Linked DNA regions of Homo sapiens: region 2 is linked to region 1. A link is an interaction called in ENCODE POLR2A ChIA-PET data of the cell type or tissue named here. Cell type or tissue: CD4-positive, alpha-beta T cell. All regions are shown on one strand. Each heading gives the region's core, and the rest is flanking DNA. Links, peaks and the distances in the headings are about the cores only. Region 1 has its middle 460 kb from the start of JARID2-DT. Region 2 overlaps LOC105374945 (a long non-coding RNA gene).

Region 1 (5,374 bases), core at 98-5,097:
GAACTGGAGTAGGCTTTAAGATACGCATTGTACTCCCCATTTGACAGCTAGAATGCAGAAAATACAAATTACTCAGAGTTACCGAAACTTGAACATTTGCACTAAAAGCCCTAAGTCTTGACTCTCCCAAGAAATTACTCACAATTAAAGTGTTATACATTCCATAAACAATATGCAAACAAATCTAGAAATAAATCTGGGTTTTAAACATGCAATAATCATGAAAGGTTTTCTCTGTTTTCAGGATCACTGTGTGTTTTGCCTTGGGTATCACAAGGATTTTGAAATAAAAAGGGTTTTCATTTTACCTTTTAGGAACATGATATAATTTATCTGCATGATTGCATTTTAATTAGCACTCCCATTGCCTTTTTAAACGTGCAAAGATATAAAATGAGCCAACCAAACAGGAAGACACATAGCCAAGGTGTTTGCTACTGTGCTGTTATTGAGCACAGCCTTGGGATGAAGCCTGTACCAGACTCAAGTTTTAATAGTGTGAACTGGTTCAAAATAAAGCCATTTGTATGCATAATATTTTACATAAGGGTTAAGCTGCCTTAGCAATTGTTGATAATGATGGATCTTTGCACAGCCCTGAGGATCTTCAAACATTCTTTGGGAGTAAATCAGGCATTTCTGCAATTAAAAAACCAACGTGTAAAGAATTTTACAGGGAGCATTTTAACACAAGTCTTAGATGGTGAGGTGATGACTCTGGGAACCCTAAAACTACATCAGAGTTGCACCTGTGTGGAGTTGGGTGTGGGGAGGGCAGGGGAAATAATGCAAACCACAAGAGTGGACTTAGTTTTGGAGGGAGGTGTTAACTCTCTTTATAGCACAGCATGAGGTGCTAGCTCAGCATGGTGTGTTCTGCTGTTCTGGGAGCCTCTACTTTTCAAAAATCTGAACTAGGTTATTAAGAAAAAATTAAAGGCAACGTAAAGAGAATTTGCGCTTCCCAACCTTGGAAGCCCTAGCTTGTAACACCTTTCTAAACAAGACCTTTGTGGGTTGAGTAGATGGAGTTCTGGCTGATTCCTTCAGCCTTTTCAGTTGTGGCCATAGGAGGTCAGATGAGCTGTAGCTCAGGCTGGTGGTCAGATGGCTATGATTGTCTGTTAGTAACTTGCTCTCAAAATTAAGTAGATAATTGTTTTAAATAATATGCTATGTGGGTTGGGCATGGTGTATCACGCCTATAACCCCAGCACTTTGGGAGGATCGCTTGAGCCCAGGAGTTTGAGAGCAGCCTGGGCAACATAGTGAGACCCTGTCTCTACAAAAAATTAAAAAGAAAAATTAGGCATGTGTGGTGGTGCATGCTGGTAGTTCCAGCTACTCAGGAGGTTGAAGTGGGAGGATTGTTTTGGCATGGGAGGTTGAGCTGCAGTGAGCTCTGATAGTGCCACTGCGCTCCAGCTTGGGTGACAGAGTGAACCTCTGTATATATTTAAAAAAAAAAGGCTATGAATATTTTATTTAAAATCTGCATTAAGATGAAAGAAAATTGTTATTATATGACTTGTTCAACTACCAGCTAGTTAACTAAAACTGGGATTCATTGGAATAAAATGCATAAACCCTCCCTTTAAGTCACACCATGATCAAAAATCTCCAGAGGAGAAAAAAAATCACATACCTATGTAGCTCTAAAGAGAATGGAAGCAAATCTAGAACTAGTAACACAACTTGTTTAACAGCTGTGGTGTAATTGTGACACTTCATTGAACAAAACTGTTCAATGGGCAGAAAGATTATCGCTATTTTTTGGTGGCATTCAGAATTATGCTTCTTGCAAAGCATTTCCATTTTTGTAATAATACATCATGAGACAGTCCATCCAAAAAGTATCTTGTAAGGATTAGATTGCTCTAAACAACAAATATCAGTTAATAGTGTGAGTCGTCCATAGCTTTCAGGGCCCTAGATATGATAAATAGAGAAACTTGGCATCTGAATTCTTAATGCCTAAACAATGCGCCCTCAACTCAATAACTGACATTGATGATGGCAAGGGCCCCCACTGATGACTTACTTGGCTTCCTCCATCAAATTCCTCATAAAAAAGAGGGAGGGTTGAACAACAAAACAAGGGTGGCAAGCCCAAATCTTTGTCCATTCCAGGCTCTTCACCACTGAGCAGACAAATGAGAGTGAAAGCACAGACTTCCTGCTCTTTCTCTTGCAACCCATTAAGACTTCTCTCTGGTAAACAGGCCTGTGGTTGCTTTTGTTTAGTTTTGTTTAGTTCTCCTCCCTTCCCCCATTTGTTTAAAGCATTGAAAGTCCTACAATTGCTGTGGCCATCATTCTCCCAGACTACAACCTGCACAATGGCAGGGTTACAATGGGAGAGGGAGGCTGGCGGTGATTCCTTTGTGTTTCAGAGAGTTTCAACGAATTTGTCAGGCTGCAGCAGCTATTGCCGTGTAGGTACTGGGCGCCAACCGGTAAGCAGCAGGCTCTTCCGGGTTGATCTGCAGGAACACGTTTTTGCCTTTTAATGTGTCGTGAAGCACGGGTAAGAAGCTCTCGCTGAGTCCTTGCTAGTTCTCACAGTTCTGACTTATGCCCTGAAAACTGTGCAGAGAGCTTGGAGATAGGGTGTTAAGACCGGCAAGAACATCCAGGGCTTTGTGGATGCTCCGTACCCGCCCCCACCTCCTCTGCTGCTGTCACAACCCCACACCATAATTGGCAGTACTTCTCAGGCTTGGGTGGAAAGAGAAGGCAGATAGTTGTAAAAACCAGATAAGATGCACTAATACCAAGGGCTTTAGTTAAAAAATCTTCATAGCTTTTTATTTCCCAACCACCACATTCTCCTAAGACTTGGGTTTGGTCACCTAGAATGTGTGCGATCTTACATGAATCACTAACATGCTCTGGGTTTCAATATCTTCATCAATAAAATTAGAGTAGTTCTCAAAGTGTGGTCCCTGGAACAGCATTCTCAGGGAAGTTGTTAGAAATGCAAGATTCTTAAACCCCAACAGAGACCTACTGAATGGGCCACGCTGGGTGAGGTCTAGCTATCTGTGTAGTTTTAACCAGCCCTTTAGGGAATGCTGTTGCAGGCTCAAGTTTGAGACCGCCTGAAATAGATGATCTTGTGCATTCTTTCTAGCACTGGCATTTCTTTTTTCTTTTGTTTCCTTTTTTTGTTTTTTTGAGACGGAGTCTCTCTCTGTCGCCCAGGCTGGAGTGCAGTGGCGCGATCTCGGCTCACTGCAAGCTCCGTATCCTGGGTTCACGCCATTCTCCTGCCTCGGCCTCCCGATTAGTTGGGACTGCAGGCGCCCGCCACCACGCCCGGTTAATTTTTTTTTTTTGTATTTTTGAGAGGTGACAGCGTGCCGGCAGCCCTTGCAGCCCTCCCTCGCTCTCCGCGCCTCCTCGGCCTTGGCGCCTACTCTGGCCGCGCTTGAGGAGCCCTTCAGCCCACCGCTGCACTGTGGGAGCCCCTTTGTGGGCTGGCCAAGGCAGGAGCTTGCAGGGAGGTGTGGAGGGACAGGCGCGGGCAGGAACCGACGCTGCGCCAGGTGCTTGCCGGCCGGCGCGAGTTCCGGGTGGGCGTGGACTCAGTGGCCCCGCACTCGGAACGGCAAGCCGGCCGGCCCGCAAGCCCCGGGTAGTGAGGGGCTTAGCACCTGGGCCAGCAGCTGTTGTGCTCGATTTCTCGCGGAGCCTTAGCTGCCTCCCCGTGGGGCAGGGCTCGGGACCTGCAGCCCGCCATGCCTGAGCCTCCCCCCGCACACCTCCCTGGGCTCCTGCACAGCCAGAGCCTCCCCGACGAGCGCCGCCCCCTGCTCCACGGCGCCCAGTCCCATCGACCACCCAAGGGCCGAAGAGTGCGGGCGCACGGCGCGGGACTAGCAGGCAGCTCCACCTGCGGCCCAGGTGTGGGATCCACTGGGTGAAGCCAGATGGGTTCCTGAGTCTGGCGGGGACTTGGAGAATCTTTATGTCTAGCTAAGGGATTGTGAATGCACCAATCGACACTCTGTGTCTGGCTCAAGGTTTGTAAATGCACCAATCAGCACTCTGTGTCTAGCTCAAGGTTTGTAAATGCACCAATCAGCACTCTGTGTCTAGCTCAGGGTTTGTAAATACACCAATCGACACTCTGTATCTAGCTAATCTAGTGGGGACATGGAGGGGAGGGACATGGAGAACTTTTGTGTCTAGCTCAGGGATTATAAATGCACCAATCAGCACCCTGTCAAAATGGACCAATCAGCTATCTGTAAAATGGACCAATCAGCAAGATGTGGGTGGGGCCAGGTAAGACAATAAAAGCAGGCTGCCAGCGCCAGAAGTGGCAACCTGCTCGCAGGTGTTTCCACAGTGTAGCTTTCTTCTATTGCTCTTTTTAAGAAATCTTGCTGCTGCTCGTTGTTTGGGTCCACACTGCGGTTTATGAGCTGTAACACGCACTGCAAAGGTCTGCAACTTCACTTCTTAGGCCAGTGTAGATTATGTAACCCACCGTGAGAAATGAGCAACTCCAGACGCGCCACTTTAAAAGCTGTAACACTCACCGTGAAGGTCTGCAGCTTCACTCCTGATCCCGCGAGACCACGAACCCGCCTAAAGAAAGAAACTCCGAACACATCCGAACGTCAGAAGGAACAAACTCTGGACACGCCGCCTTTAAGAACTGTAACGCTCACTGCGAGGGTCCGCGGCTTCATTCTAGAAGTCAGTGAGACTAAGAACCCACCAATTCTGGACACATTTTTAGTAGAGATGGGCTTGCACCATATTAAGCAAGATGGTCTCCATCTCCTGAATGGTCAGCCTGCCACGGCCTTCCAAAGTGTTGGGATTACGGGCATGAGCCACTGCGCTCGGCCAGCACTGGCATTTCTAATGATTTAGTTTCAGTTCATCAAGCCAGTTCGAACCCAAAGCTCTACACACGTGATAACGTTTTCCAGAGAGACTTGTCAAGTGTATCAGCTGTGAGCATCCGTGCTGATAAACAACAAGAATTAGAATCATGGGATCAAAGGAAAACTGGAAACCTGAACCAGCTCGGCTGGCTAAAAGCCTTTCCTTTCAGATTGCTATATTGCTCTCAAGTTGCATTGAAATGATTTTGCAGGACAATGGTAAGTACTTGACTTCTGTTACACTGCTCTAGGCACCATCTATCTACTTGGATGTGCACATTTGCTTGCTCTGAAAAAGAGCTCTTTTTGTTTCTTTTTCCCTTACCCAGGGAGCAGTTTTTGTTTGATAAAGTCGGCTTGAGAACACTAAGAATGTGGTATGGCTCCACCTGTTAAAGTAACCGCTATGTTGTATCGAAGGCTGGGAAGATGGGCCCGCCTGCAGCAGGTGTCAGAGCTACGACAGCGACATT
Region 2 (5,374 bases), core at 62-5,061, 140 kb before region 1:
GGAAAGGAAGGTCGCAATCCTACTGGGGTCATAAAGCAGAAGGAGCCATTCAGGTATAGAGGGGAAGAGGGGAAAGGAGACCAAGAGATACAAAGGGACTAAGGCTGGGGGAGATGAACTTCAGAGTCTTAGAGCAAAAATGAACAGGAACTTACCTTCTTCCCTTTGTGATTTAAGAGGCAGAGGTTAAGTACAGGTATGAATCTGGAGGCAATTGGAGACTTGTCCTGGAGCTTTGGGAACAACCTGAGCGTGGTGTATTTTTGGAAAGAAGAGAGGAGCTGGGTATGGGCCCTGGGCATCTTTCCTTGCTGGCCTGGCCTCTCAGGAGCCTGCCCCTCTGGCTGGGTAGATGTAAGCCCCCCTCGAGCAGGTCTGGGGATACCTCCTCTCAGCCATGGCACTGACCTCTTTGTGTGTTGAATCGTTTGTGTTCCTATTTTTTTGTACATTGCCATCATGGCTATACTAAGACAAGTTCCTCAAAAAAGTTGTGTTCTTGGTTTTTTTCTTCCTTTCCTATTCTTTAATCCTTGCCTCTCTGGCATGTCTCAATATGCCCTTTCAAAAATTGGTGCACTAACACCTGTTTTTCCATTTCGTTACAAAGTTGTCTGCAACTTGATCAGCTAGGGGTCTTGTTTGGGGCAAGAAGGGTGATCGGGCAGTGGGAGCCAGGGAGGCTGGCTCTGGTGAGGCACAGGCCTTGGCAACTGTATAAGGAATGTGATGGCTCAGATAAATAGGGCCAGTCCCAAGATGGGAATCTCGTGAATTCACAGGCTACAGCAAATCTCAGAGATGCTCAGTTCTGCAGCTCCATTTCACAGGTGAAGGAATCCAGGCCCAGAACGACCTCCTGACTTGCTCACATCACACAGTTAGTACCAACGCTGAGCACGTAAATCTTTGGGCCTAAGCCCATGCTCTTTTCCCTGAATTACCCCAGTATGCTGTGGTGTGGCTAAGGGTCGAGAAGTTCCAGGGCCCCTCAGTCAGGAGTTTTAGCTCTCATATAAAGGAAAGGGCAGATGACTGCTGCTGTTACTTTTCTTTTGTAATTTGGTGCGTGCATTCAGTGGGCATGGGATGCAGGCTGGTCCAGTGCCTGCCAGGGGGAGTGACTCAGGAGTAGGCTGCCTGCTCCGGCCAGGAGCTCATTAGCAGGGCTGCACTCATTTGCAAACCAGGCAACACAGACCCGATAGCTTCCTGCAGTCCCCGGCTCAGACTCAATAAATATCTGCAGCATTTAGGTGGAAGGGAGGAAGCAAAATAAAGAAGAAACATACTCAGAGGGCGGTTCCTCCTGACTCATTTACGGTGTGAGTGGTTCCCTAGAACACACTTTGGATTTGGGTCAGTTTGCTTGGACTTTGTCAGAAAGCCGAAACTCAAGGAGAAGGGGCGTTCATGCACATCCTTATGCTCAGCAGCAGATTTACCAAGAAGCTAATGAAACACGCTTTGGGACCCTTCACTTGTATGGACCCCTTTCAAGTTCTCACAACTAATCTGTACTTATAATTTTGTAAACGCTTCGCATTTTAAAAACTGTAGATGCTTCCGGTCTTGCAAAATGTGGACTTGCTTCAGAAACCACAGCACGTGATAGGCCAGTATCTTACATGATTTCACTAAACCGACTGAGAAAAGGCACCAGGGTCACGAGTGCCCTAAGGAGCAGATGAATGGGAGAAGTAGAATATGTGCACCAGAAGCTGCATTTCTGCACAGGACCCTCCCATCCTAGCCCTGTTTAAACAAATGTCAGATCTGTCAAAGGAGGCAGTGAGAGTCCATTTGAATTTGGCTTCCTTTTTTTTTCACCTCTTCTTTCAACAGTGACATGGAGCAGAGGGTATAGTTGAGTAGGGCATCCAGCAGCAGGGATTAGGAAGAGGATTTAGGCTCTGCCGAGGCCTCTGAGGATGACCAAAGGAATCCTTGAAGGTTCCTAAAGCTGGAAACCAGCAAAGGCTGGGATGTTGTCACATAAGCCCCAGGGTGGAGACTTTACCTTACCGTGTCCTGTGTTCAAGGTGCACGGGGTCGCAGGTTTCAATTGTCTTCGAGGGCAACGAGGGGCCACGCTAGGGTTGCTTGAGAGCAGTTTTGCTTCCATTCATCCTCCCTTCCCCCTTCTCCCTCATTTGTACATGTGTAATTAGAGTGACCAGCCTGCTGGCCTGTTTACAAGGGGAGGAAGTCCCTCCTCCCACCGCTTTTGTGGTAGCTTTAAGTGGACTCTATTCTTCTGTGCTTCCTGCCTTGAAAGTGCTGACCAGGGTCACTCACAGGGCTGTTAAACAGCTGCTGCGCCTCACCCTGGCAGCAAACAAGGCCATTCCAGGCCCATCCATCAGCGTGGCTCGACAAGTGCTTTGGGATCTGCCTGGGTGAAAGATGGGAAGTGAGCGTGGGCGTGGCCCTGACGCGCGTCAACCTCCAGATCAAATTTGTCCCAGGCCCTGGTGTCCCCGACGCAGGGAGGAACAGAGACTGTGGGGAGAAACTTGGGCATCCCCATGTTGTCATCTGGGCAGTAGCCATGGCTACTTCTTTCTCATTCATTCTTTAAATATTAATTGATTGCCTGCTTAAGACTGCACAAAAGCCTGAATTGTCAACTGCTTTATTTCAATAGCTGACATTTGATTTAGTGGATGTAAAAAAGATTGCTTGGTTTTTTTTTTTTTTTTGAGACGGAGTCTCACTCTGTCACCCACCCTGGAGTACAGTGGTGCGATCTTGGCTGACTGCAACCTCTGTCTCCAGGGTTGAAACGATTCTCATGCCTCAGCCTCTCGAGAGCTGGGATTACAGGCACATGCCACCACACCTGGCTAATTTTTGTATTGTTAGTAGAGACACGGTTTCACCGTGTTGGCCAGGCTGGTCTCGAACTCCTAAGCTCAAGTGATCTGCCCGCCTTGGCCTTCCAAAGTGCTGGGGTTACAGGTGTGAACCACTGTGCCTGGCCAGAACTTTTAAATTTTTATTGATTTTTTATCTTTTCTTACCCTGCCAGGGTGCCTAACATCCAGCTCAAGGCTTTAGTTTTTTCAGTAGATGATTCCAAACTGCTGTCCCCCAAATATCACAAGTGATTCCTAGTTTTCTAACTGGAGAATCTCAGATTTCACTTGGTTACTCTGTTCTTGAGAAAATAACATTGAAAACCCAAACCTCATCTCCGAGGACTTTTAGCAGTCGCCTCATGTGTGGGCATTGGGAAACCATGTGCATTTGGGCAGACTCCTCCAGCCCTTCCAGCTCTGGTGTCTGCTGTGCTTCTGGTCTCTGCTTTTAGAAAGAGAGGTGGGAGCCAGCAAGTGGAGATTGTTAGTGGGTGAGACAATATTCCCCTCCCTTAAGCCCCTCCTCAAGCCTCTGTCTGCTGTGACAATGTATTTTGGGATTTCTGAGCCCTGGCCCTAGGATAACCCGAGATTGAATCCTCAAAGAGGGACAAGGGGACAGAGGGTGACATTGATGATTGATGGGACATAAGGTGGAAGATGGCAAAAAAAAATGTCTTTTTTTTTTTTTTTTTTGAGATGGAGTCTTGCTCTGTCGCCCAGGCTGGAGTGCAGTGGCGTAATCTCGTGTCATGGCAACCTCCGCCTCCCAGGTTCCAGCAATTCTCCTGCCTCAGCCTCCTGAGTAGCTGAGGTTACTGGCATGCACCACCACGCCCAGTCAATTTTTGTATTTTTAAGTAGAGATGGGGTTTCACCATCTTGGCCAGGCTGATCTCGAACTCCTGACATCAGGTGATCCACCTGCCTCAGCCTCCCAAAGTGCTAGGATTATAGGCGTGAGCCACCGCACCCAGCCAGAATAATGTCTTCTACCAAGTTTTTCTTTTTCTTTTTTCCAAGACGGAGTCTTGCTCTGTTGCCCAGGCTGGAGTGCAGTGGCGCAATCTCGGTTCACTGCAAGCTCCGCCTCCCGGGTTAACGCCATTCTCCTGACTCAGCCTCCTGAGTAGCTGGGACTACAGGCGCCCGCCACCGCACCCGGCTATTTTTATTTTTTTGTATTTTTAGTAGAGACGGGGTTTCACCATGGTCTCGATCTCCTGACCTTGTGATCCGCCTGCCTCAGCCTCCCAGAGTGCCGGGATTACAGGCGTGAGCCACTGCGCCCGGCTGTCTTCTTCTAAGTTTTTCAAATATCTGAAAAGACTGTTGTGAAATCATACATATTTATGATAAAAGAATTACATAATTGACAGTGGCCTTTTGTGGCCATGTGCTTTCTCCACCCAAGGAAATTAAAATACAATTATTATCATGTGATTGTTGAGGATATTATTTGACTTAAAAGGGATCTTGATATTTGAAACGTTCACTGATCTTTAGAAACTAAAATATGAATGTGTCTGGGCATGGTGACTCACACCTGTCACTCCAGGACTTTGGGAGGCTGAGGTGGGAGGATTGCTTGAGTCTGGGAGATCAAAACCAGTCTGGCCAACATAGTGAGACCCCAGTATCTAATTAAAAAAAAGAACGTTCATTCTGGAAGATAAAATAGAAGCCATGGAAGCTGGCTGTGCTGTAAAAATGGCCTAAATCTGTTTTTCACCTTCAGATCATTGGCCTTTCTGCAGTGCACACAAGCTCTGAGGTTTGTACAAACCTAATATGATCAGCACAACTGCTTCTAGAAGGTCTCTCAGAGCCAGTTAGTGAGGCAGGACTCTGAAGGAGGGAAGACAGGAAAGGAAAGTTAATCTTCCAGCAGCTCTTGGGGTGTAGAAAGCCCCTCAGATCCCTCAGCTCACCTCAGCTGTTTGTCTCCTGGCCCAGCTGCCCTGGTTTAGCGGTCGTTTAAATATTTTCTTTGCTTTCCCTTTGGCTTGATGAATTGTGGATGTCTAAACATGGGCCCTTTCCCACCTGGGCCTGCCCCGCCTCTTTCCTGGGGATATAATGGGCTTGTTTGAAGGGCCTGACCTGGCATCGGTGCTGGCCAGCAGGAGCTGGGGGAGAAACACCTCTGTGTGTACAGCGCTTGGGCTAAGTAGCCCTTTCATTGGAGTAGTCAACACCTTTTGTTGCTGCCAGACCCTTCGGGACTGATCCAGTATTCGCTGTCCTTTGAGGTGGGTTGGAGAGAGGTAAATGTGCCCAGAGCAGCTTCCAGAAAGAACTCGCTGAACACTGCCTCCTTTGGTTCCATCCTTCAGGAGATCTGCTAAGGAAAACAGAAGCTTGTTAGTCTCAATTTTGGTGATAAGTAGAATACATAACCAGAGAAAGTAAAAACGCTTTAGGAAGTTCCCACTTAACACGTTTGCTTCTATGATTCTTCACATTTTTACATCCTCCGCTTGATTTCCTATTTCCTTTCTATGAAATTTTCA

Evidence for each region. Peaks named below come from ENCODE experiments on the same cell type or tissue, not always from the same donor. Only the 100,000 strongest peaks of a DNase experiment are listed, where the experiment ranks them.
Region 2: POLR2A ChIA-PET joins it to region 1 with 6 read pairs; 3 of 35 experiments call an interaction of 5 or more read pairs at or near these places.

Annotation. Positions count from the first base shown.
Region 1 is chr6:14,782,089-14,787,462 of GRCh38, reverse strand. No RefSeq gene overlaps it. Among named protein-coding and RNA genes, the nearest start is that of JARID2-DT, 460 kb to the left of the region's middle. RefSeq lists enhancers at 1,864-2,415, 2,231-2,525, 2,416-2,967, 2,968-3,519 and a silencer at 2,231-2,525. In CD4-positive, alpha-beta T cell, for the core only: no CTCF peak of the experiment used is centred there; a DNase peak (open chromatin) is centred at 2,462; H3K4me3 peaks cover 692 bases; H3K27ac peaks cover 415 bases.
Region 2 is chr6:14,918,344-14,923,717 of GRCh38, reverse strand. All of the region lies in intron 2 of LOC105374945 (a long non-coding RNA gene), which reads left to right. Among named protein-coding and RNA genes, the nearest start is that of JARID2-DT, 320 kb to the left of the region's middle. In CD4-positive, alpha-beta T cell, for the core only: no CTCF peak of the experiment used is centred there; DNase peaks (open chromatin) are centred at 1,257, 1,647 and 2,457; H3K27ac peaks cover 618 bases.